Linked DNA regions of Homo sapiens: all the other regions are linked to region 3. Evidence: read pairs that join two places in POLR2A ChIA-PET (ENCODE). Cell type or tissue: GM12878. All regions are shown on one strand. Each heading gives the region's core, and the rest is flanking DNA. Links, peaks and the distances in the headings are about the cores only. Region 1 overlaps CACNA1D (calcium voltage-gated channel subunit alpha1 D). Region 2 overlaps CACNA1D (calcium voltage-gated channel subunit alpha1 D). Region 3 holds the start of CHDH (choline dehydrogenase).

Region 1 (9,747 bases), core at 233-8,232, 71 kb before region 3:
GAAGCCTGCCTCTCTCCTCCTCGCCCTGACTCAGTCTGTCCAGCTTTTCAGCAGCCCTGCCTAAGAGGCTGTTGTCAGACATACACCACCCAGGCGTTTAGTCTCATAGGAACAGAGTGTGGTCCAAGGGGGTTTGTGGCCCGCAGGCAGGCACCACTGCTTGCCCCTCTGCTAGAGACATTCTGTTCCTCGGGGCTAGGAGGCCTGCTGCAGAGCGGTTAGTTCCTGAGACCCACAGCCCTGACTAAGCCAAGAGAACTAGCCTCCTCGCGAGAAGCGGGGGCACACTCTGCATCTGTTGAGGTCTTGCAGCACTGCCTTTACTGGATGCCTGTCAGCCTGGGCACAGCATGTCCCCAGATGTGAATTAGAAAGTGGTACTGTGTCCATGCCCATGTCCATGGCTGCCTGCCCTCAAGTCCACCTCCAAGGAGAGCCACTGGTATTTTCTCAGGGAGGGAGCAGGTGTGGTGTCTAAAGATGGGAACCACACATTTTTTTAAAGGGGGAAATGCTCTCTGGAACCATTGACTCCTTCCTGGTTCATTAATCCATTTTCAATCTTTGATTTCTTAAAGCCAACTGAAAGTGAAAATGTCCCTGTCCCAACTGCTACACCTGGGGTAAGATCAGTGACTAGTCCCCAGGGGCTGGGCCTTTTCCTTAAGTTTATTTGACCATGTCGAGTTTTCCACTGGTTTTTCTGTATTCTCCATGATTGTCCTTCCAGAACAGTGTCTGCAGTGGTTTGCATTCATCATCAGTGTCCAGTACTCTTGACCAGCCCAGCGTTCTCCTCTAACACAGTAGAATACGTGGACATGCATGTGCTGTGTGGACGCAGTTTTCCGAGCTCTGTGTTGTTAGCATGTAACTCTTCCTTTCATATCATGCTTTTTAAGATGAAAAGGCCCTAGAATCACATCTTCAGTTCTTACCTCTGTCACCTTTGCATCTGTTGCTGTTTTTCTGAAAGTGTTGCATGTTCTACTTTCCATTGGGTTTGACCTCTCCATGATAACCCTTCAGAACTCTGAAGAGAGCAATAGAATCTCCATCACCTTTTTCCGTCTTTTCCGAGTGATGCGATTGGTGAAGCTTCTCAGCAGGGGGGAAGGCATCCGGACATTGCTGTGGACTTTTATTAAGTCCTTTCAGGTAAGAGCCATGCCAAGGACTTCTCTCTTTGTCTTTGAAGATCATATGTAAGTCAGTGATTGTCCCCATCCTAGAGGACCCAGGCTCCCCCTGTGTGGCCACTCTGTGGACCTAAATCAATAGAAAACATGGAATGCTGGAGAGACCCAAATCAGCATTTCTTGGGTCAATCACATGGGATTACTTGCCTAAAGGAAACAGAAGAGAAAGCAGGAAGGATCCGTAGCTGAGAGATCTGTAGCATTTCCAAGACTGAGAGAGGTGTGGGGCCTGCAGCCCTGCAGTGCCCCCGGGATGCCTGGTGGTGGTGGTGAGTGCCAGGTCCCAGCAGACTGCCTGGAAGCCCAACAGCCTCTCTCTGACACCTTTTCCTCATAAGGCTACAACAGTGCTGTGTCTGTTGGCTAGTCTAGATACAAATCAGAAACCACCACCTGGGCCAGTGCACTATCACTGGGTTATCCTGCACCTGGAAGGGTCACAGAGTTCGGGATGTTTGGGCATACACCATGTCTCATTTGTCACCTCTGATTCTCCAGGCTGGCACAGCTCGGTTCTAGACTTTCCCAAGTAGAACCAGCTTTTCCCGTACCTGCCAGTACCCTGCCCCAGACATTCTAGCCTTCTGGACTGATTCCATTTGGAAGAGAAGGTGTGGGAAATATAGATTCTTAGTAAAAGGTGGACCCATGTAGGGAATTTGTGGATATCTACAAGCATTAGAAAGTGAATCCTGCATCTTCATTTTTTAAATTATTTGACTATTTTTCATTCAAAAGTTATAAATGTTTACAATAACAAATGAAGCTGTCCAAAGGTATATAAAGAGAAATTTCAAACTTGGCCCTCACCCACCCCTGGGGTAACCAGTGTTACCCTCCCAGTAAGCATTTGTCCCTAGTAGATGGGATTTTCACAGGTAAAAGGGAGAAGGGACAGCAAGCGGGGTGGTGCAGGCACTCACAAGGGAAGTCACAGATCCTGCTGGGGAGAATGAGGTTGGAGGAAGGTAAAGTGGGGGCCTCAGGCAGGTGAGCCTTGAACTTGCTAAGGCACAGAATCCTCGACAGTTATTATTCATTTAAAGTACCAAAACTTGGGAACAAACTGCTATAAAAATAGATAATTCAGAGGTAATGTTATCTCACTTTTTAAAGAAATTCTTAAAGATTCAATTTGCCACAGATAAGAAAGTCATGTTCCAGAGCAGCAGTTCATAAAAGCAGAGAAACTGTGCAAACAAAAATCGTAAACATTTGGCAATCTAGGAAGAAAATGCACGTAGGTATGTTGAGGAAAGCCTGAAACGAACTCTGTGGGACCCTGCTGAGCAGTCCAGCTGCAGGGAGGGCCAGGCTGGCAGGCACAGGTCAACAGCTGGCACAGGTCTGAAGGTGGCTGAGCACCTGTGAGCCACTGACTTTCTGACAAGCTCTCTCGGATAGTAGAGAAAGCGGGTGCTTTAAGCATGTGTTCCCAGAATTAAGCCTAACACTCTGGGCACCCTGTGCAGGTAGACGTGTTGGTCACATGTGATGAGGTAAGACAGCAGTTGACATTCAGTGAAAGGACGGGGGATCTGTCAGACACTCGTACTTGTATTTGGTGTTTATGAAGGGAGCCACACTTGGCGACCCCCCAGCTCACTCCTTTTCTTCCCTGGCCCAGCCCCCCAACTTAGCAGTTCTTTCAGAAGGTGTACATCTTAAGAGAGGTATTTTGCATCCTACAGCCACAGCCAGAAAGTGGTTCTTCCCCTCTGACCCAGTAATTCCACTCCTAAGACTTCACCTTAAGGAAATACTTCAGCAGAAGCAAGGTGGTTTTGCATAAAGATATTCCTTTGCGACATTATCTACAATACCGCCCCCCAAAACATACCCACAAAAGAAAGTGGAAGTACTCTAAATGTCCAGTGTTCTGGAATGGTTTGATCAATTATAATTTCACCCCAAAAATCCAGTAATGAATTTAAGGATTATGAGAGTTACGTGTCTGTGTTGAAAATGTTTAGGGTTAGGCTACAGGGTTAATGACCGTGGAAAGCACATCCTGCCTGTAATATTGTAACACTGGGCGTGCATGTGGATGGTGTCTTCAGGACTAAAGTAGTTGGGCAGGGCTGGGATTTAAACGGTTCTTCCTCACTGTCGATATTCTTTCACGGTAACACGTGGAATAGAAAGGAAGCATGTGGCCACTCATGGGTCTTCTCAGGCTGTGGCGGGCCGTCACGGGGACAGCCGGCTGGTGCTGAGCCAAGTGCCTTTTCTCTCCCAGGCGCTCCCGTATGTGGCCCTCCTCATAGCCATGCTGTTCTTCATCTATGCGGTCATTGGCATGCAGGTAAGCTCCAGCCATCTCGCCCTCAGGGGCCCTTTCACTGGGTAGCCCCAAATCTGTGGCAAGATGTACCCTGACCAAGTGAAGTAGAAGCATTGTGATTTTTCAGCCAAATGCCTCTGCTGAAGCCTAGGAAGATGAGAAAGACAAAGCTGCTTAGTAGAGAGCTCCAGGGGAGGCCCAGGCTCAGATGAATGTGGAGAGGTTAGAATGCACCAGGAAAAACTGCATGTCATGGCAGAAGAATTATGCTTTATCATAACAAAGTGAAATTCACTTGAAACTAACTATTTCCAGATGCCAAGACTGAAGAGAGAAGCAAGTAGCCCCTCGTGGGTCTTTTCAGTCTGTGCCGAGCCGTCGCGGGAACAGAAGGCTGGTGCTGAGCCAAGTGCCTTTTGTGACCATTGTTGTGCTTTAGTAGCTCACCTTTAAAAAGAGGCATGAAACTGGGCTCTTCTGTGACCCAAGCAGAGGGGCTGCACCCTGTTTCCCAGTTCCTCCTGGGCATGGGAAAGGGACTGGGCCTGCCTAACAGAGGAGCCCTAACATCAAGTGGGCAGTGGGATGGGTTGTGGGTGGAGGGAGGCAGCCTAGTCTAAGAATGGAGGCAGTCGAAGAGCCCAGGTGGCTGTAGATCTCTGCTGGCAGGCTCCTTGCAGATTCTCCACGTGTGCAGGTGCTGTCTTTCAGGTAAAGGAGGGATGTAAGTCAGAAAGAAGTAAAGTGATTCTATGATTTTTGGGGCAGAGAAATGGTAGTGCTTTTTTCTTTTTTCTTTTTTTTTTTTAAAATCCTGAAAGCATAGAAGCATTTGCAGATCTCTGGGAATCTTACCAGGAGTTATGAAACAAAAGTCAGCATACTTGAGCCTCTGTGATTCAGCAGCACGTGGTGCTATGTGCCCTGGAAGGTCTTTTATCACATATGTTCTCATAAAAAAAAGCCATCTCAGAACTGCAAGCTGCATGGCACACACAACCCCAGATTCACCCAGCAGGCGTTTGTAAGCATCTGCAGGTTTCTCTAGAATGTCAGTCTGCTCCCTAAATCTCACAAGTAAAACTCTTTAGTACCTTCCCATTGCCCTGAAGATAAAGCCCACTCTTCTGCCCGGGGCTCACAGCCCCTGCCTGTTGCCTCCTGCCCTTGTCTCCAGCCTGGTCTTTTATCTGTCTGCTCATCACACGTTATTTTCATTCCCTCGGTATCTATGCTGTCACCCTGCTCCTATGCACATGGTGCTCCCTCCACCCGAAACACTCTTCGCCTTTCCTATCACCTGATGTATCTTTCAGTTCTGAGTTTACATGTCACTTCCCCCTAGAGGCCTTCCCTGACCCAGCCCCCCAGCCTTCAGTAGATGAGCCTGTCTCACGCTTCCCTGTGTGTCTGGACCACCCCAGCATCATCACTGGGGTTTGATGTTGCCTGGCTACCTTTGTGTCTCCCCCAGGGGAGATCCGCGAATGTGAGACCGTGCCCCTCTGGAGCACCACGTTCCCAGTGTGTAACCTGCTGCCTGGCACATGGTTGTGCCTGGCAGATCTTTTTTGAATGAGTGAAGTGCCAGGTACCATGAGAAAACCCTAGCTGGTAAAGATCAAACCTGAGTTAGTTCTAAATTCACATACGGATTTTTTTTGCATGACGAAATCTATTCTCTTTTTCCTGACAACTTCTCCACCTAGATGTTTGGGAAAGTTGCCATGAGAGATAACAACCAGATCAATAGGAACAATAACTTCCAGACGTTTCCCCAGGCGGTGCTGCTGCTCTTCAGGTGACTGCAACTGGCTTGGGCGGTGCTCCTGGGCAGGGGGGTCCGCTAGGCGTGGGTCCAGAGGGACGGAGGACACAGGTTATTAAAGCAGTGTGCCTTTCTCAGTTGATTGTGATGGCTTTTTGTTTTTGTTTGTTCTGTATTCTTAAACACAGACCCTAGCATTTCAAACACAGGAATTTTGCTGGATTGTTAAAACTGCTGTGGTAATCCCGATTGTGGCTGGCATAAGGTTTATTCATTTGGGAGTTAGTAGGGCTACTTAGGCCACCTGAAAAATTGTAGGATGTACGTTTATGCATGGAGGCATGCACTTGAACACGACCAGGAAGACAGAAACTTAGCAAAAACGTCAAGGCCTTTTGCACAGCCAGTGGGGAACATCCTAAGATGTATGATTTCAAATTTTTTGGGATTGCTTTTAACGTCAGTTAATTAACTTTGTAAAACAAGCTGCCCTCATAGTGAGAAAACTTTCTAGAGATCATGAAGTATTTCTAATGACTCTAGTGACTGACAAGTCATTTGCAAGTTAGGTGGTTTCCAGCTCTGCCTTCAACAAAATTGAACAGAGACTTAAGTTGTTAAGTATTTTGGTCATTAAAAATAATCAATAGGCCAGGTGCAGTGGCTCACGCCTGTAATCCCAGCACTTTGGGAAGCTGAGGTGGGTGGATCGCTTGAGCCCAGGAGTTCGAGACCAGCCCAGGCAACATGGCAAAACCTTGACTCTACTAAAAATACAAAAATTAGCCAGGTGTGGTGGCAACTGCCTGTAGTCCTAGCTACTGGGGAGGCTGAGCCCAGGAGGTCGAGGCTGCAGTGAGCCAAGATCACACCACTGCACTCCAGCCTGGGCAACAGAGCAAAACCTTGTCTCAAATAATAATAATAATTAATTACTGTTAATTATACAAATGTTTAAAGTAGAGAAGACACAAAAACAAGCATCCATTTATATGCAGACAGTTAGCGCGCTTGCATCAGATGATGGCTGTAAATCCAAGGGAATTGCAGCAGGACCTCCAGTTACTGTGATAAGTTGCACGTGAAAATCAGTAGGAATTTCACATTTCCATTAATTCAAATTGGATTTTCTTCAAATGACTTAGGTTTTGCTCTAATTATGAGTTTTTCTCCCCTAAGATCTAAGCTTCAAATTCCTTCTTTCCCCCACTAAAGCCCCTTTGTTCTTCATCTGAAAAAGGTGTGCAACAGGTGAGGCCTGGCAGGAGATCATGCTGGCCTGTCTCCCAGGGAAGCTCTGTGACCCTGAGTCAGATTACAACCCCGGGGAGGAGTATACATGTGGGAGCAACTTTGCCATTGTCTATTTCATCAGTTTTTACATGCTCTGTGCATTTCTGGTAAGTGAGCAACACAGCTCCCCCTCTCAATTTACAGATGCTTATGTAGCAGTCAGCGTTCACACAAATGGCCTTGCCCTGTCCCATCGCCTGAGGACAATTGATGTGGATGAGCACTCTGGACTCCACTTGGCAGTTGAGGGCTTTTGTTTAACCAGGCGTGTGTCACTGCCGCCACCTTTGTAAGCAGAGATTTGGTGCTCACTAATCGGCTTGGAGCAATTACCAATCACCTTAGCTTCTTAGGGTTCCTTTCTAAAATTTCAAAGCCAGTGCATATGGTGGTGACCTAAGAGTGTGAATTATTTGGTGATAATGAAATTATAAAACTGCAATGTGTTTCAGAAGGCCTTCCTTCCCCAGGACTTAATTAAAGCCATTCCAGAAAGCTAGAATCACACTCTTTTCTTAAACATTCTCCAAATAGAAAGTTTTTACAACTTCTCTTGGAGACATGGGTTCCCATGTTTCATGTCCATGTCATTAGAAAGCCTGTGCTCAGTTCTAACGCAATCCAGCTGCAGCTGAAGTTCTTCCTTTCCTATTTGCTTTTTCAGATCATCAATCTGTTTGTGGCTGTCATCATGGATAATTTCGACTATCTGACCCGGGACTGGTCTATTTTGGGGCCTCACCATTTAGATGAATTCAAAAGAATATGGTCAGAATATGACCCTGAGGCAAAGTAGGTTGAAAAATATTTGATTTGGCGTGTGTGGGTGGATTTTGGAATGTCAGCTTTTTTTGTGGAGTGGACTGAAAGTTCGGGCCAGCTGGTACTGTTCCTGGACCTTAGATTGTATTTTACTTCCAGGGGAAGGATAAAACACCTTGATGTGGTCACTCTGCTTCGACGCATCCAGCCTCCCCTGGGGTTTGGGAAGTTATGTCCACACAGGGTAGCGTGCAAGGTGAGTGTCCTGTGTGCGTGTCTGACAGCCTGTCTTGTAGAAGCTTGCTTCATTTAACAAACACTTGTTAAGTGACACAGCCAGGCCTTCTGTCAGTTGCTAGGGATGCAGCAATGAATAATATGTGGTTCCTACCTCTGGGGAAATCTCAGATTTGTAACTCTTTGGACACCCTCTCAGGAACCATCAGAAGAGGAAGGGAATTCTGTAATTTGTCATTGGGTGGATGGTAGAGAAGGCGACATTTCAGTCCGGTCCAGAAGGAACACAGGAGTTTGTCAGAGGCAGGGAGGGCTCAGAAGGAGGCAGGAGAATGGACATCGTAATGGCAAAGGGTGAGCCATTGGGTCATCCTTTGGCTAGGACATAAGAGGAAGTCAGAAGGCCCCAGGTACAAGCTGAGCCTTCTCTGTCCTGCTGAGGTCCAGGAGAATGGGGAGGAAACGTGAATTTCAGGTTCCCATGTTAGGAAGTTGGCTGTTGGCAATGGAGAAGTAGACCTGAGGCAGGGGGATCAACCAGGAGAGCCAGAACGAAGGCAGCAGAAGTGGGAAGAGATAGGAGCAGTCGCTTGGAGATCCACTTAGGATGTGGAGTGGGGAGGACTTGGTGGCCTGGGTGAGGGGAGGGGGAGTGCTAGGAGAGCACATCTCCCAGCCTCGGCATTGGGGGACATGGTGCTCTGTGTTCCACACGTCCCCTCTGCTACAGAGCTTTGTGGCCACCACAGGAAATGGGGCCCCTTTGCTGGCACACTAGGCTCTAGTCTCTCAGGGATGGATGCAGATCTCCCAGTGCAACGCAGTTCTGTGTTTCCATGCCAGAGCACGCTCTCAGGAACCCTCAGTGAGACTTTTCCTTCCACAGAACTCACGGTGTAGCACCTTACATTTGTTGCAGCGACAAAAAAGATTTTCCTTTTTCAAGGAAAACGCAAGGTTTGCCTCTTGAAACTCTGCCTTCTAGAAATTCATACAGTCTGCATAGCAACTAGTTCTTGCTCCTCATGGATCCAAGGAGATCCTGGGGTCAGGCGTTTTTACCACTCCAGGATGCTGAGCCAGCTCTAGACAGAAACCAAGGTAGCAGAACAGAGTCTAAAATATGTTTCAGACTCTCAAAGAAATCCCTTGAGCCAGACTCATGTTCCCTGCCCTGAAAATCCAGAAAGCCTTCTAGGCAAGGCCTTAGGGTCCTTGCCTCTCTTCAGGCCGGACTCTGGATATTGAAACAGAGCTTGACTTTTTTTTTTCCATAAACTTCCCAGTACTGGCCTCTTTTCTGCTTTCCAAGAACAGTGTGGGATCCCGTTCACTGATGTCTTCTTGTGTTTAAATTTCCAGACCCTTTTACATAAAGCTTTCAAATGTCCTTGAGGCACAGTCATCCATTTTGCTGACTCAGGAACTTACCAGGAAAAGTGAACAAATGTCCAGGGTTCCCTGGCTGCCTGTGCTGGTTTTGAAGAGGGTGCCGGGGTTGGTAGGAGGACTAGGAATTTGGGTGGGATGGACTTATGCAGACACAAGATTCCAAATCATCAATATGGAAGAGAAAGAAAATCTTTTCTTTTGGAACATGCTGTTAATGAAAAATAAGAAGTTTTTAAATATTATCAACATCACCATTAATTTAGTGCTTGCCATTTGCCTCACACAAAACTCTTTGTGTCCGTGAGTCCTTTAATCCTTGCAAGTTCCCATCCATTGGGCATGTCATCTGCATTTACAGGTTGAAGTGACTGGGGTCCAGAGAGGGTGTACCTCACCCAAACCCCCTCCAACTCTCATTGCTGGTGTTAAAGGGATCAGGATATAGAAGAGGAGTGGGGAGCATGGATCCTGCTCTGAAAGACCAAAGCCTGGGAGAAGCCACATAGGCTCATGCAAAATGCCACAAGATGTACATGATGGTCTAACTAGGCAAGGTCTGAAGGACATTCCCTGAGTTGGGAATAGTAATGGATCCCGTCGGTTGAGAACCTAAGTCCCAGGCCCTGTGCCTGGCCCATTGTCTTTTACTTCCTTTAACCCTCACAACAGCTTTAAAAACATGCTTGGAGCCGGGCACGGTGGCTCACACCTGTAATCCCAACATTTTGGGAGGCCAAAGCAGGAGGATCCCTTGAGGCCAGAAGTTCAAGACCAACCTGGGCAACAAAGCGAGACCTCATCTCTAAAAAAAC
Region 2 (10,845 bases), core at 1,726-9,725, 96 kb before region 3:
AGACAAAAAATGGTAAATCATCCATGATTCTGCTTCTAGATGACAACTTTTGGAGCTTTCCTCCACAAAGGGGCCTTCTGCAGGAACTACTTCAATTTGCTGGATATGCTGGTGGTTGGGGTGTCTCTGGTGTCATTTGGGATTCAGTAAGTATTCTGGGGTGTGTGCCCAGAATTGTTGGGCTGAATGGTTTATGTAAGGGATTTTAACATAATTGATAAAGGCTGGGCATCATTTTCATGATTATATTTAGTTATATAGGTTTATTTAATTTGCTCCCATTCCAGAAAGATTTAAACAATTCATGTTTTCTTGTGTGTGTGTGTTTTTTTCTTTTTGTGCCTGCTGCTAAGTTGAGCTTATTACTGTCTGTGAAATTTGCTTTCAACTGAGGTGAAAGAAGTGTTGACTAGGAGGGAGGGAATCTAGGTTCTAGTCCTGGTTCCTCCAAAGGCTGATTCCAGGGCCTTGAGGGCATCCTCTCTCAGGAACCCTGTGCCCCTTTTATATAGGAGGGGCTGGGACCAGGTGGCCTTTCAGTTTTTCCAGCTTAGATATTGAGAACTTCCTTTGATTTTCAGGATATAGAACCTGCTAGGACTTTTTCTTTGGCCTCAAAATTTTTCAGCTAGGAGGGAGCCAAGGCTGAAAGTCAGGGCCCCAGGTCTTTTCCATGGCATTTAGCGATTTCTGGTGGGAACAGCCATTGCTGAGTACTGCTTACCATCCCCAGGGGTGTGGGGCAGAGGCTCCAGTAGAGCATCAGGTGTGGCCTTGCTTTCTTGCTGGCCTGTGAGCACTTCTGTTCAGGTGCTGAGCATAGAATCTCCCCTGTATGAGCACACATGCACACACCTGCCCTCTAAGCTAAAGAGAAGTGGAAAGGACCTGCCCTCCTAGGAAGACCAAAAACCTCTGCTTGGAACAGCCCTTTGTGTTATCCTTCTCGCCTGCCACTGAGGGAACCCTGTGATCATAGCTTGGAAGGCCATTTGCATTAACATCTTTGCAGCTCCTATTAACTCCCAGGCTGTTCATGTCCAAGCTGCAGCCTTGCCCACTTCCTCCTGAGCATGTGTTCTGGCCACACTCAGCCACCTAGGGTAAAGCAGAAAGCTGCATTCTCTTGTGTCGCATCTTTGTACATGCTGCTCCCTCACACTGGAGCCCCCCTCCCTATTGTCCTCGCTAACCCCTACTCCTCCTTTGGGACTCACCTGGCTATCACCACCCCCACCCCAGAGTCCTTCCCAGGCTCCCCCTGCCCCACCCCCACAGGTTGTGCTCCCCTGGCTGAGCACACCACATTTACCCCTGTCATGTGCCACACTGGGTTGGGATTGCCCATCTCTCCACCAGACTGTGAGCTCCTTGAAGGCCAGAGAAGCCCTGGTACCAAAGTGCTACAGCAGACCTCCAACCTTAAACAAAAACAAATGATATATGAAGCCTAAAAGCCAGCTACTACCTAGTATTTACAGTGAGTGGAAAGAACAAAGAGAGTTCGTGAGTTGTGTCTCTGCCAAGGTTAGCTGTGCACCTGTCAGCCTCTGTGAGTGCCATGGGCTGGGCTTGGGAGGTGCTGCCTCGTGTGGGCGGGGAGGAGAAGTCGCCTCTGAGTCGTGAAGAGAGATCAGCTCAGCACCACATGGATCCCACGCTAACTGTGCAGGGATACTAAAGTGAAGATCCAGTGAAAGGGTGAATCTCAAAGCATCCTGTCCATTTATAACACGCTCTGCCTGCCGTCTTTCTGCTCCTTCCCTAGATCCAGTGCCATCTCCGTTGTGAAGATTCTGAGGGTCTTAAGGGTCCTGCGTCCCCTCAGGGCCATCAACAGAGCAAAAGGACTTAAGGTTTTGATTCCTCTCCTCCCGGCTGGGCTGGCTTGGGTTGGGGTTGGCTGTAATTACTGGCTCTTCTGGGCAGAGCTGAGCTGAGGCCTGATGGATTTTTAAAGTGAGTTATAAGGACCTTTCTAACCAATTCAGCCACCTGTGCCAAGTGCTAATGGCATTTTAAAAATTATTATTTATTGTCTTTATTTTTGGTAATTGAAGATATTTTTCTTTGTAATTATTGTTCATTTATTACCTTTTTATTAGTAGTTCTTTGTGTTTATTTTAGTCTTTTATTTAGTTTATTTAGTCTTTCAGTTTTCATGTAGACTGTATAAAAGGCTACTGGGTTTCTGTTTTCCTGAGTCATTTATGGGGTGGGGACCCTTTGGGCCCATGTGCCAGGCAGCACTGCACCTGTAGCATTTCTTCTTTTTTTTTTTTTCTTTGAAACGGAGTCTTGCTCTGTTGCCCAGGCTAGAGTGCAGTGGTGTGATCTCGGCTCACTACAACCTCTGCCTCCTGGGGTCAAGCAATTCCCCTGCCTCAGCCTCCTCAGTAGCTGGGATTACAGGTGCACACCACCACGCCCAGCTAATTTTTGTATTTTTAGTACAGATGGGGTTTCACCATGTTGGCCAGGCTGGTCTCAAACTCCTGACCTCAAGTGATCTGCCCACTTCTGCCTCCCAAAGTGCTGGGATTAGAGGTGTGAGCCACTGTGCCTGGCCAACACAGAAACTGTCGGCTGATGTTAGCTCACCTCAAGGCCAAAATCACAAAGAAGAGTCACGCCCCTCTGCCCTCTCCGCAGCACGTGGTCCAGTGCGTCTTCGTGGCCATCCGGACCATCGGCAACATCATGATCGTCACCACCCTCCTGCAGTTCATGTTTGCCTGTATCGGGGTCCAGTTGTTCAAGGTAGAGGAACTGCCTCCAAGCATAAAACTCAGGTGGATTTCTTTAAGGAGAAGCCTGCATTTACTTAACTGCCTGTCTATTTTATACCCAGGGGAAGTTCTATCGCTGTACGGATGAAGCCAAAAGTAACCCTGAAGAATGCAGGTGAGCGTCCTGAGAGTGGAGTAGGGGACTTAGAAGAGCAAATAGCAGACTTCAAGGATTCACACATGTTGGCACGTCAGAAGTTTTGGTCGTGAAATAAAATAGGCCTGTGTGCTCAGCTTGTGGGTAGATAGATGGTGTTTGTTTTTCATTGAGGTGAAATTCACGTAACATCAACCATTTTCAGTATACAGTTCCTTAGCATATAGTATCCATGGCATTGTTGTGCAACCAACATCTCTATCTAGTTGCAAACTTTTTGTCATCCCAAAAGAATGGCTAGATGGCTTTTGTGGTGGAGAATCTATAAATGATGGGAGTTGGGGGAACCCTGAAATAACAATTATGAAATGCCCCAAATAGCTTCCATGACAGCCATGTGGATGATTTCCCCAAATCAGAATTTGGAACTCAACTCCCTGGTGTTTGGGAACTGGCTCCCTCTTCTTATACACTTTCTAGACTTCCTCTCTCCTGGCTCCTATTACCTACATCTTGGCCATATTTCCATAGACAAGAACTGGCAGAGGAGAGACAAGGTGGGAGATATTCATGCCTCCCATTCCAGGATGTCCAGTGACCATGAAGGCAGTCATGGAAGCCATTGCCTAAAGTTTCAGACTGTGCAGAGGCCTGTGTCTCCCCACCCGCGAGAGACATAACTGACTGGGCTCTGGCTGACTGTGCCTGTACATTGGTTTGGGGTTTATTTTAAGCAGAAGGTGCAGTCAGAGAGCACCAATTGCAATTTGGCTGTGTCTCTGCACCTCCAGAGGCACCGTTCACACACCGTTCATGGCGTCCCTGGAGGTGAGCAGCCTGGCATTGGCGTGAGGACACTGTTTCTTCCCTCTTGAAGCCTCTGTGTCTTCATTTGTAAAATAAAGATATTGCGCTTTATCTCTTGGGTTCCTTCCAGAAATGAAGTTCTGGGAGAAATAATTTGCCAGAAATAATGCAATTCTTTCGGAAAGAAAATTGGGAATGTCATTAGTAAGAAGAGAAAGGGATTTGATTAAAACTAAAATGCAGGAAGAGTATACGTGGGTTCGTTTCCTAGAGCCTACAGAGTTCTCTATGGCTGAGCTTTGATCCTTCAGAGCGCGCCTCAAGCCCATTGTGTAAGAGATGCTCTCACCATGCTGTGGTTTTTATCGGCCAACGACGTATGCCCGGTGTCTGGGTGGCTGCTCTGGAGAATACACGTTGCACTGGTAGTTATTCAATGGTTATTTGAGCCGCGAAGTAGATTAAATGGAGGGCGAGGAGAGGAGAAACGGCGCCGGTGTTATGCTCAGCTGTGTGACAGGCGGGCGGACTGAGTGTGACCTGCCTGGAGGTTGGATTGGGGCAGTGTGTCCAACTTTACGCTGCTTCCACCTGTCATGTGTGAAGCCAGACGACCCACACCTGTTTTCCTCTCCAGGGGACTTTTCATCCTCTACAAGGATGGGGATGTTGACAGTCCTGTGGTCCGTGAACGGATCTGGCAAAACAGTGATTTCAACTTCGACAACGTCCTCTCTGCTATGATGGCGCTCTTCACAGTCTCCACGTTTGAGGGCTGGCCTGCGTAAGTACAGGGAGCACACAGTCTTCTGGAGAGGCACCTGCGTGCCCAGGGCTGAGCCCTCCCTCCTGGAGTCAGTCCCATTTCTGTTCTCCAGTGTCGCAGGATTGCCCTGTGGCTTTTTAACCTTGGGCCACTTCTCAGTCACTTCTTGACCCACAGGGCCTCTTTCTGTGTAGGTGGATGATTTGTGAAGCAGGGTTGGTAGAGGTGCCTGGCAGCATCTCTGGGTGGAAGCAGGGAGGCCTGAGATGCCTCAGTCCCATGAACTCCCATTGGATGTCAGGAAAGCTGCCATCCGCTGCTCCCAAAGAGGGTCTGAATGGTGTCCCAAACCATTCATTCATTCATTCATTCATTCATTCATTCATTCTAATATATTCCCAGTTGCGGACAGTTGCTGTTATGCCATCTCTTTTACTGAGCACCTGCTCGCTCATTTACAGACCATGCTGTGCAGAGGCTTGTGTCTCCCCACCCGTTAAAAATGTCTAACTGGGCTCTGGCTGACTGCGTGCTTAGATACCAGCTCTGTGCAACATGGCATGTTAGGCACTGTGGAGGAAACAGTGTCTAAACATGCTTCCTCTCCTCAAGCCCAAATCAAATCAGTGTCAAGTGGTCAAACCAGGCAGGTGGTCTGGTGTGTCCTAGATGTGCAGAACAGGGTCCTGAAGAATGGCTAAGATGTTGATGGGTAAAGTAAGAAGAGCAGGTAAGGAGAAGTTAGAATTTGAAAGGGAGAATCCTCTGTGCTTTCGTGTTGCTCTTTGCTTCTGGAGCTCCCACCCCCAGCTCCTGCCATCAGTGTGCAAACACACCTAGAGTCCTGGATACCCGGTCCCCATGCATAGATGAGCTGCAGGAGGTGGGCAGGCTGGGGCTCGCAGGCCAGCAGAGTTCTTGGGGTGTGTGTAAGAGTCAGATATTTTCAGGAGCTCCTGTAGGATAAAGAGACAGTCAGGTGGGGCTTGTTCATTAGGGATTTAATCCTGGGAGAACAGAGGCATGGAGTAAGGCCCTTCACTGTGTGCAGGCACAGGCTATAGTGTCAGGCTTTGAACACTGTACTTGAGCAAATCATGGTGGCAGCTGAGGAGAAAGGAGCAAACCTGGGACTCGGGGCTTGGAGGAACTGGCTCAACTCCTGGCTCTGCCCCCAAGGAGTGTGACTGTGGCACTTTGATACCTCCCTGAATATTCCTATGATGGGGATGATAGTAATGTCTGCCTTCCCAGATGGATGTGAGGATTAAGGGAGAGGCTGTGAAAGTGTCTCGGGAAGCCTATGCATGGGCTGGGTGCCCCAGAAGTGTTGAATCTGCATCAGAATGGGGATCAATGGACCCCAAGGGTGTTACAGTAATCCCCCTCTTCCTGTTAAGAGTTCCGCTAGGCATAGCTTTAATTTTAGTGCATATCTCTGTTTGGGGAAGCACCCTTAGTTCTTTGGAACTACTCTGGTTGGTCACTTACTGTCTTGCCAGTGTGCATAGTTTTCACTTCCTCCAGTGTCTTACACGTGATATTCTTCCTCTCTGAATAGAAAGGAGTGTTTTAGGATATTTGTGAAATCTTTTGATTTTCAGTTCCTCAGAACAGTCCCTCGATGATGATATCCTGGGTGCCCCCTCCTCTTAGTGCTGGCTGTTTGGGCCTGAGGCTGATGGGAGAGACCTGGTTGTGTCCAGCAGCCTTGGGGTGGGTTCCCAGCGAGTGCTCATGAGAGGAGTTCTGGAGAGGGAGGACCTGGGAAGGCAGCGGGCTGGGCCGTGTGGGCTGGGGGGCTTGGCAGGTCCTCACTTGGTTTTTCTCTCTCTAGGTTGCTGTATAAAGCCATCGACTCGAATGGAGAGAACATCGGCCCAATCTACAACCACCGCGTGGAGATCTCCATCTTCTTCATCATCTACATCATCATTGTAGCTTTCTTCATGATGAACATCTTTGTGGGCTTTGTCATCGTTACATTTCAGGAACAAGGAGAAAAAGAGTATAAGAACTGTGAGCTGGACAAAAATCAGGTTAAAGTCACACACTGTTTTGGCTTCTGTCCCTTGGTCAGGAGCGGAGTGCCTTCTTTATTGACTGATTTCCCCCATACCCAGAGAAGGGCACCCACATACTGTCTGTCCCTGGGGCTAGGGCCCTGTTCTAAGCACACCCTCAGCCCATTTGAGTCATCACTGCTGAGCGTTAGGTTTCCCGATACATATGAGACTTTGTAATTATGAAATCCATCGCCAGACCTGGTGGTATGAAATCAGAGAGTGCTTACGCCACCTGCCATGGTCATGACCCACTAGTGATGTATCAGAATCTTAGTTGGGGTGCTGTGGCCACTCACACAGACATTCACAGTCCCTACTGGGAGATGGTCTTTAAAGCCACTTAGGGCAGTTTCTTACCCTTGGTGCTATTAGCATTTCAGTCTGGGATGATTCTTGGTTGTGTTTCCTGGGCTTTTTAGGCTGTTTAGCAGCATCCGTGGCTTCCAGCTGTTAGATGCCAATGGTTCGTCTTCCCCTGGTAGCAGTAACCAAAATGTCTCCAGACATTGCCAAGTGTCCTTTGGGGGGCAAAGCTGCCCCTTGTTGAGAACTGCTGACCGAGGGGGGAATACCCTGCATCACCCCAGGGAAGTCAGTAACTTTGAATTTGGGACTAAGATTGTATTGGCATCATTCTTGATCTGACACCGTGTTTTAGCCAGTCTGGTAGAAGTAGGAGCCTTTTGCTCGGGTGACGTGGTGAGGAGAGGGAGCCCTGTGCTCTGGGCTATCTTCCTACACCTGCACTGTGACCCTAGGTGCCCTCTGATCCCTGCTGGGGCTTGATCCCTCATCTCTAAATCGAGGGCATTAAGGAGCTGCTCTTTAGAGATTCCTTGCAGCCCTGAAAGAGTCTACAAGATCGAGATTCTTTTCTGGGAGTTTCCCCGGGTCCTCTATCAGTAGCATCTCTGTTTTGATGACGACGTCGCAAGCAAGAATGATCTGGTAGCCTAGGCTTCCTCAGAGGAAGTGGCCCAGGCACGGCAAGCCAACCATAGCTGGCTGTACCCACTGGGAAATGTGAGAACATGCCGGTTTGTGTTTGCAGGAAGATTTTCCTTTGAGTTGTCAGGGTGTCCCTGTAGACTCCACCAGTGATTGTCAGGGAGAGGTCTGGCCCAGCAATTTGCTCACCCAAGGAAGAGGAGTGTCAGAGCAAGGCCAGGCCAGCCACGCAGAGCCAGCGCTGAAAGTGTGTCAGCCTCTGAGGTCCAGCACAGGCTTGAATTGGGGGTCCCTGGAGTGAGCATGTGAGGTCAGAGCAGCGCCGGGTCCCAGACACTGGGAACCTGTCCGAAGCCTGCACCCAGAGTCAAAGCAGGAGAGCGGGGGTAGGTCTAGGCTCTCAATGCTGAGCTGAGGGCTCTTGGGGCTAGAGGTTCCCTCTGGGCCTGCTGCAGAGGGTGGACCAGCCCCACTACCCAGAGTAAGTGAGAAAGTGCTCCAGCTGGGTCCCAACCTGTGTTCAATCCAATTGTCACTACAGTGCTCCAGCTGGGCCCTAAACTGCGTCCAATCAATCCAGCTGTCGCTACAGTGCTCCAGCTGGGCCCCAACCTGTGTTCAATCCAGCTGTCACTACTGACCACATCCTAGGGATTCTGAAATGAACACAACAAGCTCCCCAGCCCAGAAGCTCCCCGATGGACATGTGGATAGCTCCCCATAAGATGTGTATTGTTAACACACTCTGGCTCCTGAAGGGTATCTCATGTGGTTCCAACTGGGAGCATCCAGGAGGCTACTAGTCTTGGGGAATGAGCCAGCCCCTCTCGTTCTTGTGAGTTTCTGTGGTTACTTGGCCTCCTTTCCTGGAGGACAGCACAGGCAGGGGAACTATAGGTGTGATCCACCTATAGATCCCCCGTATGTGTGATAAAGAGGAAAGGCAGTGATAAGGCCTGGACCCAGTCCTCACTCCTGCTTGTGTATACACTGCAGGGCCTCAGGAAAGACAGCTAAAAGCTCTGAGCCTCAGTTTTTAGTAAGCAAAATGGAAGCCACATGGGTAGGCACCCAGCTTACCCGGAGCTTGCTGGGAGGGTCAGCGAAGGTAATGGAGGCAGGGCCCTCGGTGACTCAAGAGTGGTGCCAGCAGCAGGAAGGGGGTCACTCGTAATCATTTTCACCATCGTCCACGGCCCCTTCCCGGGAGCTGTAGGGTGAGCTCTTTCAGAGCAGATGACCACGGGGTCCTCCTTCCCTGCAAGTGCTCAGAACCCCGTTTCTGCCCTTTTCTGCTGTTGCAGCGTCAGTGTGTTGAATACGCCTTGAAAGCACGTCCCTTGCGGAGATACATCCCCAAAAACCCCTACCAGTACAAGTTCTGGTACGTGGTGAACTCTTCGCCTTTCGAATACATGATGTTTGTCCTCATCATGCTCAACACACTCTGCTTGGCCATGCAGGTAAAAATGGAGACAGCCGTGGGGATCAGGTCCGGGCATTCCGCACAGCCCCGTGCCCCAAATGCTGAGGGTGGAATGCTGCCCCTCACAGGAGGGGTTTGATTTTTCTGATGAGTCTGGGCTATAGGTTGGCCAGAGTTCTGTTCTGGCTGACAGTTGTCACGGTAGGAGTTTAAGATAGTTCTTTTGTTGAAGAAATTATCCGTACAGCATGATGGTAGGTAACATTTCCATGGAGCCTGGCATTGGTGCTCAATTCTGTAAACATTTACCATGGGCCTCCTGTGGCCAGCTAGTGGTTGAGAACTACAGCTCTGGAGATACACAGCTGTTTCAATCCTGATTTTACTCTGAATTTTTTGTGACTTGGGGAAAGTTGTTTAAATTCCCCGAGGCTTGATTTCTTTATCAGTAAAATGGGGAAATCTGTCACACCTACGTTAGAGATAAGGTTTATGCTGTAGATAATTCCCCTCAGACACTTTGTTTTTTATTTTTTGCCTTTTGTTTTTGAGGCAGTCTCACTCTGTAGCCCAGGCTGGAGTGCAGTAGCGCGATCTCGGCTCACTGCAACCTCCGCCTCCTGGGTTCAAGTGATTCTCATGCCTCAGCATTCTGAGTAGCTACGATTACAGGCATATGCCACCATGCCCAGCTAATTTTGTATTTTTAGTAGAGACAGGGTTTCACCACGTTGGCCAGGCTGGTCCCGAACTCGTGACCTCAGGTGATCCGTTGCCTCAGCCTCCCAAAGTGCTGGTATTACAGGCGTGAGCCACCGCGCCCGGCACCTTTGGACACTTTGATCTGGGCCTGTCACAGAGTAACACTCAATGTTGGAAAACAAAACATAAGTCACACTCCTGTCCTCAGGTGGCTCTCAGCATGGCAGTAGGGAATTTTCCAGTTGATGAAGTGTTGAGTTTGACCTGAGTTACAGCTACTTCTTATTCCAGTGGGGGCAAGAAATGCAATTGAGTTTAATTGGCCAAGTCAGATTATAGTATGGTATTAACAGCGAATGTTTTCAAAAGTTACATTGCCTAGTAGATACTCTACGAGGACAGGAAGCAAAGACCAAGGTCTAGAGCCAGCTTTTGCACTGACTTTAAGAACTCCAGCACATCAAACCAGCTCTCAGTGCTGTCTGGACAGTAGGTCTAAAGATAGGGATAAATTTTCTGGCATTTTTCTTAACCTAAGAGTTCTTTTTGAATGAAAAGGACTGTGTGCTGACGTAGAAGAAAGTGTAAAATCAAGAAAACACTGCCTTTTATTCAACATAAACTTACATGGCATAAAATTTATCCCTAACCAAATTCTACCTCTATTCATAGACATTTTGGTGGTATCTGCATTGTGCTCTGGTCAAGGCCCTCAACATAAAGCCCTGCCAGAAGAAAGGGTGAATTCCCTTTATCCTGAGCAGAGGAAATGGATATGTTTTCCCCCTTCATCATTCAATCATCCTCATCTTGTCACAGACCCTCCTGCACTTTGTGGGAGTTCACCACATGACCTTGCAATGCCGGTGGAATTGCCCAGCGAGGGTGCTGGGCTGTGGAGGATGCCCACAGGGGCACAGAGGGCTGGGAGCCTCCATGTGCAAGCATGTGAGATCGTGGCTGAGGCTCTGAGAACGGTCCCTCTGTCTTCATCCATAGCACTACGAGCAGTCCAAGATGTTCAATGATGCCATGGACATTCTGAACATGGTCTTCACCGGGGTGTTCACCGTCGAGATGGTTTTGAAAGTCATCGCATTTAAGCCTAAGGTGAGTTGCAGAACCCACTTTTCAAAGGTTGTTGCTGAGTCACCCTAGAGAAGTACCCGCTTCCTGTTAGTCTTGTGTTACTGAATTATGCTAAAGTGTTCTGGCCGCTAACTGGGTTACCACCTGAGAACATT
Region 3 (10,447 bases), core at 2,448-10,447:
TGTGGTGGCACACGCCTTGTAGTCCCAGCTACTCGAGGCTTAGGCAAAAGAATCGCTTGAACCTGGGAGGCACAGGTTGCCATGAGCCAAGATCGTATCACTGCACTCCAACCTGGGCGACAGAGTGAGACTCTGTCTCAAAAAAAAAAAAAAAAAAAAAAAAAAAAGAGACTGTAAGATTGGAAACCTGGAGTTCTAACACCCAGGCAAGGGTGGGGGGCCCAGGCCGCTCAACCTCCACGGATGGCTCCTCAGGGTAACCTACTATTTCTTCTCCCTTGCAGGCGTGTCTGTGGATCCAGTCTGTGCAGGTGCTGCGGGCGCCCAGCCATGGGTAGGAGGCAGGGTACAACAGAGGTCGCTGCTGGGGAGACCCGAATCCCTTAGGGGCCCCTCCCAGAGTCAAGCACCTGATAGACTAGGGGATGGGGGATACAGTGCCTCAGGCTGGCCCCTGAGGAAGACTGGCCACTGTGCTCCAGATGTGTACTCCCTGCACTCTGGGCTGCACTGTGCCTGGGTGAGTGGCATCTGCAGCACAGAGGGCCTCGGGTGAAAGTAGGGAGGTGGGTATGGGTAACCCGGAGCACAGCCAGAGGCAGACCGAGGGGATAGAAGGCGCTGGTGTCCCAGCTCTTATGCAGTCACATAGCAGCAAAAGAAAGACAACTGCTGTTCCCTCTCCAGGGGAGATGAAGGCTCTCCTCATGGGCAGGCTTCAGAGGCCAGGAGTTACCAAGCTCCCACCTGGCAGAGCCCATCATGGAGCTGCTCTTCCTGCCATGTGCATTCACTTACAGACAGCAGTGGGGGAGAGCTAGAAGCTCCCAGAGCCACGTACACAGCAGGCACTCAATAAACGCTTGTCATGTGACTGGTATATAAAAATGCACTATCCGGGGAGGAAAAGCAGACACAGAAGCAGAGGCCTAGGGGGTAGTAGCTTCTCTCATAAGGATGAGGCTGGTGCTGCAGAATCTGCCCACTTTTGTCCACCCCTTGGACACCACCTGGATCAGGCCCCATCATCTCCACTGGGACCCTCCTCACAACATACTAGCAGTGTCCCTGCTACTAGTGCTGCCTCCTCAGGCTACCCCAGAACCAACTCTCCACAGAGTAGCCAGGGTGATGTCAGAACAAGCGGGGAGCCCGGACCAGCAGAAGGAGAAAAAGATATGGGCGAGGGTCAGCTGGGGACTCACCAAGGTGACTTCACACACATGAGGCAATTAAAAGACCGACTTCTCTGTATAGTCCAGGCAGGGGTCTGAACGGGAGAATGCAATACCACCTATAAAACATCCTTGCCCAAAAGTTCAAACCTGAATCTGATCACACTTCTAGATCAATCCACCGACTCACAAGAAACGCAAAGGTCAGAGCAACTTGCAAAGGTCCATCATCAGCAGAATCCAAGTGCAGGGAAACCCCACACAGTTCTTCAACAATAAATCCAAGTATAGAATGGATAAATGAGAGAGAGATGAGAGAGAGGAAGGGAAGCCTACAGGCTGTGAGAGGAACAAGATCCAACCATGAGAATGTGCTGCTCTTCACTGGACCCTGCTCATCTGAACACTGAGTGCGTATGTGAGGATGTCAAGATATCATTATTTGTCAGACATGACTATGATTCTGCAGTTATGTTGTTTAAACTCACCCTTTCAGGAACCTTTGTACATTGTTTGTGGGAATGCAAATTAGTACAGCCACTGTGGAAAACAATATGGAGATGCCTCAAAACACTAAAAATAGAAATATCATATAATCCAACAATCCCACTACTGGGCTGGGTATATAGAAGAAAGGAAGTCAATATATCAAAGAGATATCTGCACATTCATGTTTACTGCAGCACTATTCCCAATAGCCAAGACATGGAATCAACCTAAGTACCCATTAATGGACAAACAGATTTTTTAAAAATGTGATCCATATACACAATGGAGTACTATTCAACCATCACAAAGAATGAGTTCCTGTCATTTGCAGCAACACTGATGGAAATGGAGGTCGTTATGTTAAGTGAAATAAGCCAAGCACAGAAAGTCAAAAATCACATTCTCACTCATGGTGCGGAGGCTAAAAAAGTGGATCTCAGGAAGATAGGGAGTAGATGGGTAGTTATCAGAGTTCAGGAAGGGAAGGGAGGATGGAGGGTTAAAGATAGACAGTTAGATAGAAGAATTATCTAATATACAGTTAGATAGAAGAAATGAGATCTAGTATTTGACAGGTCAGTATGGTGACTGTAGTTAACAACCTGTTATACATTTCAAAATAACTAGAAGAGAATAATTCAACTATTTCTAACGGTAAATATTTAAGGGTGGCTCACACCTGTAATCTCAGCACCTTGGGAGGCAGAGGTGGAGGTGGGAGGACTGCTTGAGGCCAGGAGTTCAAGACCAGCTTGGGAAACATTGTGAAACCCCATGTCTACAAAAAAATTTTTTTATTAGCTGGACATGGTAGCAGACACCTGTAGTCCCAGCTCCTTAGAAGGCTGAGGTGGGAGGATTGCTTGAGCCCAGGAGTTCAAGGTTACGTGAGCTATGATCTTGCCACTGTACTCCAGCCTGGATGACAGAGAAAGACCTTGTCTCAAAAAAAAAAAGTTATCTAGGATTTGGCTTACAATCACCCTAGGGATTAGGGGGACATACAAAACAGGACCCCCACGAGGTGAGGCTAACAAAGTTATGTGAAGAGAACACAAAATTCCCATCTCCATCATCTCTTCTGGCTAATTTTATACAGGTTTCAAATCTTCCATGATAAAAAGGATTTTTGTAGTTGTTGTTTGTTTGAAATCTCAGATCCCACCAGAGGAGTGAAGGAAAGCAGAAAGGTGGGAACATCTCTGTGGCACAGGGCCTGGCCGACAGCGAGGGATTTCCAACGATTCCCCAGAAGTTTGGGGTGTTCTGCAAATGCTCATTGCCAGCTTCCTTTTTCAAGTAAACTTTTAACCCATCTTTTTGAAATCTCAGTTAAAAAATACCCACCTCACATCCAGAAGTGACAGGATACGGTGCACTCTGTGACCGGGGCTGGCCTACACACTCTTTGTGATTGTCTGAGAGAGATAAGTACAGAATCAAAAGTCAGAGGGTAGAAACTTTTACAGTTTTATCATTTGACACAGCAACCTATGTCTGTTGAGTCTAATAAGCAGATAGTGGGCTTATCTTTTTTATATATCTTCCATTTTATTATAACAATTTTCATCATATTTTAAAAATTGGCCCATGAAAGATTAAAATTTTAAAAACAGTCATCTAGTCTTTCACCATGGAGAGCTTGAGAAGCACTGTTATGGACCAGACATGGAACCCCTGCAGACCCCAAATCCACCAGCTTAGGAGGTTGGCCACAGATGCCAGGACAAATCTTCCCTTCCCACTGTCTGCTGCGCCGACTCCAGTACTTCCTATAAACACATCACAGGCGCTGCAAAGCCTGTTTGATTTTCTGCGCTCATTGGCACACTTCCACACCAGTACAAGCAGAGCCACTTCCAGCAGACACCTCTGTCACCCAGGCTGGAGTGCAGTGGCAGCTTCACAGCTCACTGCAAGGTCCAGGTTGTGTGCTGGGTGCCCCTGCTGGTCAAAGCACCTTGGCCAGCCAAGGTTAGCCAGCCAATTTTCACACACATGCCCACTGCTGTTTCCTCTTCAGACTTCTGGGTGGGTTTAACCGCAGAGGGTCCTAAGATTGCAAGGTGAGTGTTTGAAAAACTGACTGCTTCTTTGTATCAACTGGAAATCACTCTATCACTAAAGTACTGAAATTAATCAGGAGCTGGGACTAGTGTAAGACATCAACCTGCACCCATGGCCCTAGGTTTCTAGTGTGCTCCTGAAAATGGTATCGCTGTTCTAACTATGATACACACACACACACAAATCACAAATATAAAGTTATAAAATAAACTCACAGGCTGGGCGCAGTGGCTCACGCCTGTAATCCCAGCACTTTGGGAGGCCAAGGCAGGAGGATTGCTTGAGGCCAGAAGTTCAATATCAGCCTCAGTAACATAGCAAGACCCCATTTCTAAACAATAAAAAAAGAAAGAAAAAATTAGTCAGGCATGGTGGTGTGCACCTGTAGTCCCAGCTACTTCAGAGGGTTGCTTGAGCCCAGTGAGCGGATTGCACCACTGCACTCCAGCCTTGGCAACAGGACAACACTCTGTCTCAAAAAAAAAAAAGAAAAAAGAAAAAAAGAAAAGCGCAAAGCTAAAACCAAACCACATAGTGATTTTATCAAGTTCACAGCTGGCCTGAGTTTCATCCTCCCTCTTCTTACATAGCCTCACTCATCTTGTTTCTTCCTCCATAAAGTGTGGAATGTGATGCTACATCTACGACCCATATATTATTAATAACAAATAAATTCAAGTATCATGGATCAAAAAATATACCACCGATCCTGTTGCATGTGCCCAACATACGGCCCAACGTAGGGTGACAGGGTGATCCTCCCTGCAGCCCTATGAGGCTAACTTCATCACCCCTGTTTACAGATGGAGCTTTGAGAGAACGACAACAGTACCTGTCTCCTCTGCATCCGAGGCTTTCTTTGAGACCCCAGTGTGATAACAACAATGTAAAAATCAATGCAAGTACCCAGGAGACAAGGCACAGGGACCACAGCCATGAACAGAACACATGTATGTGACCTCAAGGGGTTTCTCCTAGGAACCAGGAGGAGTGGGATTAACGCTGAGTTAACACCTAGCCTGAGTCTGCGGGCTTTCCTGGGCCAGCCCCTCCTACTAGAGCAGAGAAAATGTGTTTTGTAGCCCTGCTGGGAACAGTGGGGTGCAAGCCCTCAGTGTGGCTTCAGGGTCTTTCCCTCAAAGCAGGCATTAAAATTGACCCTGCCAAGCTTAACCAGCTGGAGCAGAACATGGGGTTGAGGGAGCACCGAGGCCAGGAGTGCTCCCAACAGTTCCTCTCCCAGCTCCGGCTCACCACCAGGGGCCCTGGGAGACAGCCAGTATGTGCCAGAAACGGCTCACTCTTCACGAGACAATGAATCCACTGTTGACCAGCCAGGGCCTTGATTAATATTTGCAAAAGAACGAACTGGAAAATTCCACCTGTGTGGGTGGAGGCTGGACCCGCAGGACTTGTCAACAACCCTGATGGCCTTGTTCTCCCAGGGATGGATCAGGCAAAGAAGCAAAGGTCGGAATAACAATGACAGAATCTGGGGATTACCGTGACTCTTGGGTCCTAGGGAATTTCCCCCCCCACCTTTTTTTTTTTTTTTTGGTTCTGCCTCTCCTGCCCCTAAATTTACACAGCACTCTTAAATCCTTCAACTTGCTTTCCTATCTGCTGTTTTGCTGTTTCTTCTGCGTTTCCTAACAGCCCTGCTGGGGAGGCAGAACTGATGTCAGCCCCATGTTACAGATGGAGAAACAGGTTCCAAAAGACTAAGAGCCTCACTCAAGGCCAACAGATGGTGAATGAGCCGCAGAACCAGGTGGTCTGGAAGCCAGGCATCTCACCGCGCTGTGGCTGCACAGAGTCTGTGCAGACCCTAGGGTCTGGGTCAGGGCCATAGGTACTTGACCCAGTGATCTTCCAGGCTCTGGCAGAGGCCCTGACCTTTGCTCTGCTTGTGAAGAAAGAGGAGGAAGTTCAAACCAGCTCCCCTGGGTGGGCAGGCTCAGGCACTGGCCTTGGATGAAGGTAGGTGTTAATTTATTCATCCATTCAAGCATTTAATGAGCACCCCCTACAAAGCCCCCCCGGACAGGAAGGCACACTGGCTGGTAGCTCTTTCAGAAACCCAGACCTAGCAGAATTTATGACTGAAGGGAGAAGGTCAGAAAATGTCCAAAGGTCGCTTCTCTCATAGACTCAAATCACTTCATCGCCCCTATCACCACCCCATTTTACAGAAAAGGAAACTGCTCTGAGAAGAGCAGTGACTTGCCAGAGCCTCCAGTTCAAAAAGCCACAAAGTCATCAGGCTTAGGCAGCCAAATAAATTGTGTGCCTTCCGGCAGGCCACCTGGGACCTCTCATGCAGGGCCACTTGAGGCATGGCCTTCTGAGCTAGGGGGGAAAACCCCCGAGGGGACAGGCAGACACACCTGTTTGCCCACCTCAACCTCCAGTTGTGGCTACAGGGCCCTTCACACCCTCTCCTCCACTCCACAGCCCCAACTACGAAACTGAACCAGGTATCACCCCATCCCTAAGCCCCAGGGGGCCAGGGCAGTGTCATTCTGAACCCAGAACAGCAGGAAAGCCACTTGGCCTGGGTCTTGGGTCTCTGCCTGGCAGCCCCTGCCTGAGTACTCCTCCTTCTTACAGCTCAGCCACCTCCAGACCACCCTCACCTGACACTTCTTCCCCTGGGGGGAGAAAGAACCTCAGCCCTTCTCTTTTTACAAAACCCCCTCCCCTATCCTTTTGCCAAGGCTTCCTGTGACTGCCACCAACCAGCCTCAGTGCCCTTGGTCTCTCTGCCCCATCTGACCCCATGAGCTCCTCCCTCACTACTGGGCTTTCCTGCTGCAGCCCCTTAGACCTCCCCACCTCCTCAGGCAAGCTCTCCTCCCCAGGGCTCTATCCTCCTCTCCTCTCCACTGCCCCCTGAGAAAGTCTGACTCATGAACCCTGTCTCCAGGCCTAACCTCCGCACCCTGGTTGTCTCAAAGCCTGTGTGCCGAACAACACCAAGCTCACAGCAGGGCCTGCCCTGGCACACAACTGAAAAGCCAGCACAGCCCAGAGCCTGGCCCACAGCACAGAATCAGATACTCACGGAATGAACGCATGTTAGTGAATGGCTGCCTGCTCGCTCGTCTCAGAGGGACTAGCCCTCTATTTTGCCCTGCAGAGCCAACCAGGTGGCCTTTCTAAAACCAAAAATGGATGACCATTTAAGCCTGTACCATTGTTCCTCAGCACCATGGGACAAAGTTCACAATCTTGAGCTTGCAGACGAGGCTGTTTTCATCTGGGCTTCCGCAGCAAGGCGGGTACTTGTGTCCTTGAAAATAATTCTCACTGCACTCATCCTCACTCCAGGAGTACCCATCAGCCAGCACCCATGTGTGGTTCACCTTTGCACCCAGCAGGTATTTGCTGAACAGGAAGATGACTATTAGAGCTGAAAATGTTCTCAAGGGCCACAGGGCCCAAAGCAACTCAGAGAGGTGGAATGAGGGGCTCAGGGTGGCCCAGTCCCAGGCAGGGGTGCGGCCACAACCTCAACTGAGTTCCTTGGTCAGGAAACAGAGCAATTCTCTGAAAATGCTACCTGCAACTCCACACGTATGCATGCCAGAGCCCAAACCCCTGGCTGATCCCCAGTCCATGCAAGCCTTAATCAAGCTGGCAGGTGGGCCAGGCCTGGCACACAAGTAGGGCCTCAGCTAAAACAGCTGCTTGACTTAGTACAGCCTCTCACCAGCTGACAACACACCCCTAAGTTCCATACCCCTCTCTAGGCCTCCGTCTTCTCATCTGTAGAATGGAGCTAATTCTGCCTACAAGTTTAAATGGCCCTGAGTTGGTCACCACAACCCTGTCGTTTGCAAACCGAGGGGGCTGAAGCAGCAGTTCCAGCCTCTGTGACTCCACTGTTAGCCCAGCTGATTTTTGTGAACTTTCCCCCAAACCCACTGTGTCTCAAAGGATGGTCCCTGGGCCACCCACCCACGAATTACGGGGGCGTGGGTGGAGGCTCGTTAAATGCAGATCCCGGGCCTGACCCGGACCTGCCGTCTGGATCTCATTTTAGGCGGCGCTAGAGATCCCGGGCCAGGGAAACTTGAGAACCGCAGCTCCAAATCGCCAGTGCTGACGGCTTCCGCTTTGGGAGCCCCAGGTGTTGCTGTCCGAACTCACTTGGTGGAAACAGACATTTACCAGAAAGCCTGGGGTCGGGCAGCGGGCACTCCTACCGCTCTAACCCCGCGTAGCTGAAAGAATTCGCTCCCTCAAAGGAGTCAGTGAGCTTCGGCAGTCTGCGTTCCACCCGTTTCGCTTCGCGCGGCGGGGCGATTGTGTAAAGCGGGCCCGGGTCTCGGCGTCCAGCCCGGCCCCAAACCTCCGGCCCCCAGGCCTCTCCGGGCTAGCGGCCGGGCGGCGCTGCTGCGGGGTGGTCGGGGCGCCTCCGCGGCTACTCACCCGGGGCGACTCGGCCGAGAGCCCGACAGTCGGGACCGGAGCGGGAGGAGCGGGTGGCCGCGGCCCGGCCCCTGCCCCGCGGCACTTTAACCGGCGGCGCCGGCGCCCCGCGCGCTCTCTGCGTCCGGAATGGGGACGCAGCAGTTCCGACCCGGTCGGCCCCGGAGCCGCGAGGCTAGCTGGGCTCCAGCGGAGGCGCGCGAAGCCCGAGGGCGGGTGCAGCTGATGCACCTGGCTCACTGCATGCACGTGTGCGCGGGGGTAGGCGCGCGCCGCGGCGGCCCGTGCTCCGCCAGCGCTCGGACACGGCCCATCCCTCCGAGCCCCAGCAGGCGAGGGCGCTGCGACCTGCCCCAGCCTGGGAGGGGGCCAGCGGGCCCGCCCTCTGTTCGGGTGGCGGGAATGGGTCGGCGCTGCGAGAGGCGGAGCCGAGAAGGGGCGGCCCGGCGGCGCCGGGATAAAAGCGCAGCGTGCGGGTGGCCTGGATCCCGCGCAGTGGCCCGGCGATGTCGCTCGTGCTGCTAAGCCTGGCCGCGCTGTGCAGGAGCGCCGTACCCCGAGAGCCGGTAAGCCCCCGCCAGCACCTCTTCCCTCATCTCCCGGCCCTCGAGCCCAGATCCTGACGTCGTCTGATCCGCCAGTCCAGGCTGCCCCGAAGGCGTGCGCGGACTGCCGGCTCAAGGGGCATGCCTGCACCCTCAGGGCAGCCCCGGACATCGGCGTCAGGTTGCTTGAGTCAGGGGCGTGGGAATCAGACAGACCCGGTCTCAGATGCCACCCTGTACTGTTGGTTCTGTCATTTATGCTCACCAAGTTCCAAGTCCCGAACGGTAAAACGAAGGGCAGTACCGAACCCACCAGGGTCTCTTAAGGTATAACGACATGGCCTGCAATTAGCGGCGAAGGGCCTGGCACGTAGTTATTGTTACTTGGGGTCTGCTCACCTGTTGGGGCACAAGAACTGTTTCTCCATTAGTACCCCCTCCCTTTTTGGCCATATTGATTGCCATGTTCACTCGTGAAGGCAGTTGCCTTTCTTCCCCAGTACCCTGAATGATCGAGGGAATCTTCTGGGTCACTGAAGAGAAAATAGCTCATCCCCCAAATAACCTTTGAAATGATACCGCTGCCCTCTTAGAATAGCATATAGCATCAAGCTCCGTAGTCACCTGCTGGTGGACAAACCCCATTCACTGTTTCCTGATGTCTTCAGCTCCTATCCTTCCCCTCTGTGTCAGTTCAGAAGCCCTCTTGGCTCTTTGCACTAAAGGGAAGAATTCATCCCTTTTGCTGTAGTTGCTGCAAGGCCAACAATTTGAGCTTGGTAGCATTTAGGGTTGTTGCTTGGCCTCTCACCGGCCGTTTGATAAGAACTCAGCTCCTGGTATGATGGCTCATTTGTTAAAAAAAAAAAAAAAAAGTCAAGTCTGGCCGGGCTCGGTGGCTCACGCCTGTAATCCCAGCACTTTGGGAGGCTGAGGCGGCCGGATTGCCTGAGGTCAGGAGTTTGGGAACAGCCTGGCTAACATGGTGAAACCCCGTCTCTACTAAAAATACAAAAAGTAGCCGGGCATGGTGGCAGGCGCCTGTAATCCCAGCTACTCCGGAGGCTGAGGCAGGAGAATCACTTGAACCCGGGAGCCAGAGGTTGCAGTGAGCCGAGATCTGCGCCACTGTACTCCAGCCTGGGTGACAAAGTGAGACTCTGTCTCAGAAAAAGGAAAAAAAAATCTGATGATATCCCTTAGAGTTCATTTTTTAAAAGACAAATAAATGATTGACAATTTTGCCCAAACTCAAATCATTCAAACCATCAAAAGGAGATCTTAGAAGGTGTTTGGAAATGTGGATGCTCAGCAGCATATTCCAGAGCTGCTGGACGTATCACATTGAGTCTTGTCATTTGAGCTTGCTGCTGCCTAAAGCCCCAATATTTTAGGTTCAGTATTTTATTCCAGAACCAAAGCACAAATTATTTTTTCTTATGAAAAAACACGAGCAGCTAACTTCAAACGATTTAGTACCAGCCTTTCTTGAACACTAATAATTGCTTATGGTTTCGTGAATTGCTCAGTGAGTCCTTTTGTGTTAGAAGGGGAACATTTTAAAGAACCTGAGGAAAGTACCATGGACTGCATTCAGAGCTTTCTTTTGTTTATCTCCTTAGCATAGCTACTCCTTAACCTGGGGTAGCCCAGTAAATACTCTAGGCCGTCCTAAAAACCTAGAGTTAAACATTAGAGTGTGAAGGGGCCTCACATCGGTCCCAAGTCATCCCCTGC

The links. Peaks named below come from ENCODE experiments on the same cell type or tissue, not always from the same donor. Only the 100,000 strongest peaks of a DNase experiment are listed, where the experiment ranks them.
Region 1: POLR2A ChIA-PET joins it to region 3 with 30 read pairs; 5 of 35 experiments call an interaction of 5 or more read pairs at or near these places.
Region 2: POLR2A ChIA-PET joins it to region 3 with 19 read pairs; 2 of 35 experiments call an interaction of 5 or more read pairs at or near these places.

Annotation. Positions count from the first base shown.
Region 1 is chr3:53,769,395-53,779,141 of GRCh38, forward strand. It overlaps CACNA1D (calcium voltage-gated channel subunit alpha1 D), which reads left to right. Exons shown (of 48, transcript NM_001128840.3): 31 at 579-623; 32 at 1,030-1,158; 33 at 3,439-3,504; 34 at 5,193-5,284; 35 at 6,492-6,651; 36 at 7,209-7,336; 37 at 7,466-7,562. Among named protein-coding and RNA genes, the nearest start is that of CHDH, 72 kb to the right of the region's middle. RefSeq lists enhancers at 1-13, 4,626-4,755. In GM12878, for the core only: no CTCF peak of the experiment used is centred there; DNase peaks (open chromatin) are centred at 3,897 and 4,787; H3K27ac peaks cover 2,212 bases.
Region 2 is chr3:53,742,972-53,753,816 of GRCh38, forward strand. CACNA1D (calcium voltage-gated channel subunit alpha1 D) reads left to right here. Exons shown (of 48, transcript NM_001128840.3): 22 at 40-146; 23 at 1,769-1,856; 24 at 2,653-2,760; 25 at 2,852-2,904; 26 at 4,331-4,477; 27 at 6,297-6,498; 28 at 8,778-8,936; 29 at 10,601-10,711. Among named protein-coding and RNA genes, the nearest start is that of CHDH, 98 kb to the right of the region's middle. RefSeq lists enhancers at 6,302-6,501, 10,441-10,710, 10,517-10,845, 10,761-10,845. In GM12878, for the core only: no CTCF peak of the experiment used is centred there; a DNase peak (open chromatin) is centred at 5,970; H3K4me3 peaks cover 395 bases; H3K27ac peaks cover 2,903 bases.
Region 3 is chr3:53,837,918-53,848,364 of GRCh38, forward strand. It overlaps CHDH (choline dehydrogenase), which reads right to left and starts at 8,502. Exons shown (of 9, transcript NM_018397.5): 1 at 8,166-8,502; 2 at 3,012-3,082. It overlaps IL17RB (interleukin 17 receptor B), which reads left to right and starts at 8,651. Exons shown (of 11, transcript NM_018725.4): 1 at 8,651-8,731. The coding sequence starts at 8,672. RefSeq lists enhancers at 6,777-7,617, 7,618-8,458, 8,405-8,699 and a silencer at 8,050-8,699. In GM12878, for the core only: CTCF peaks have their summits at 4,980, 7,763 and 8,513; a DNase peak (open chromatin) is centred at 5,934; H3K4me3 peaks cover 4,116 bases; H3K27ac peaks cover 3,628 bases.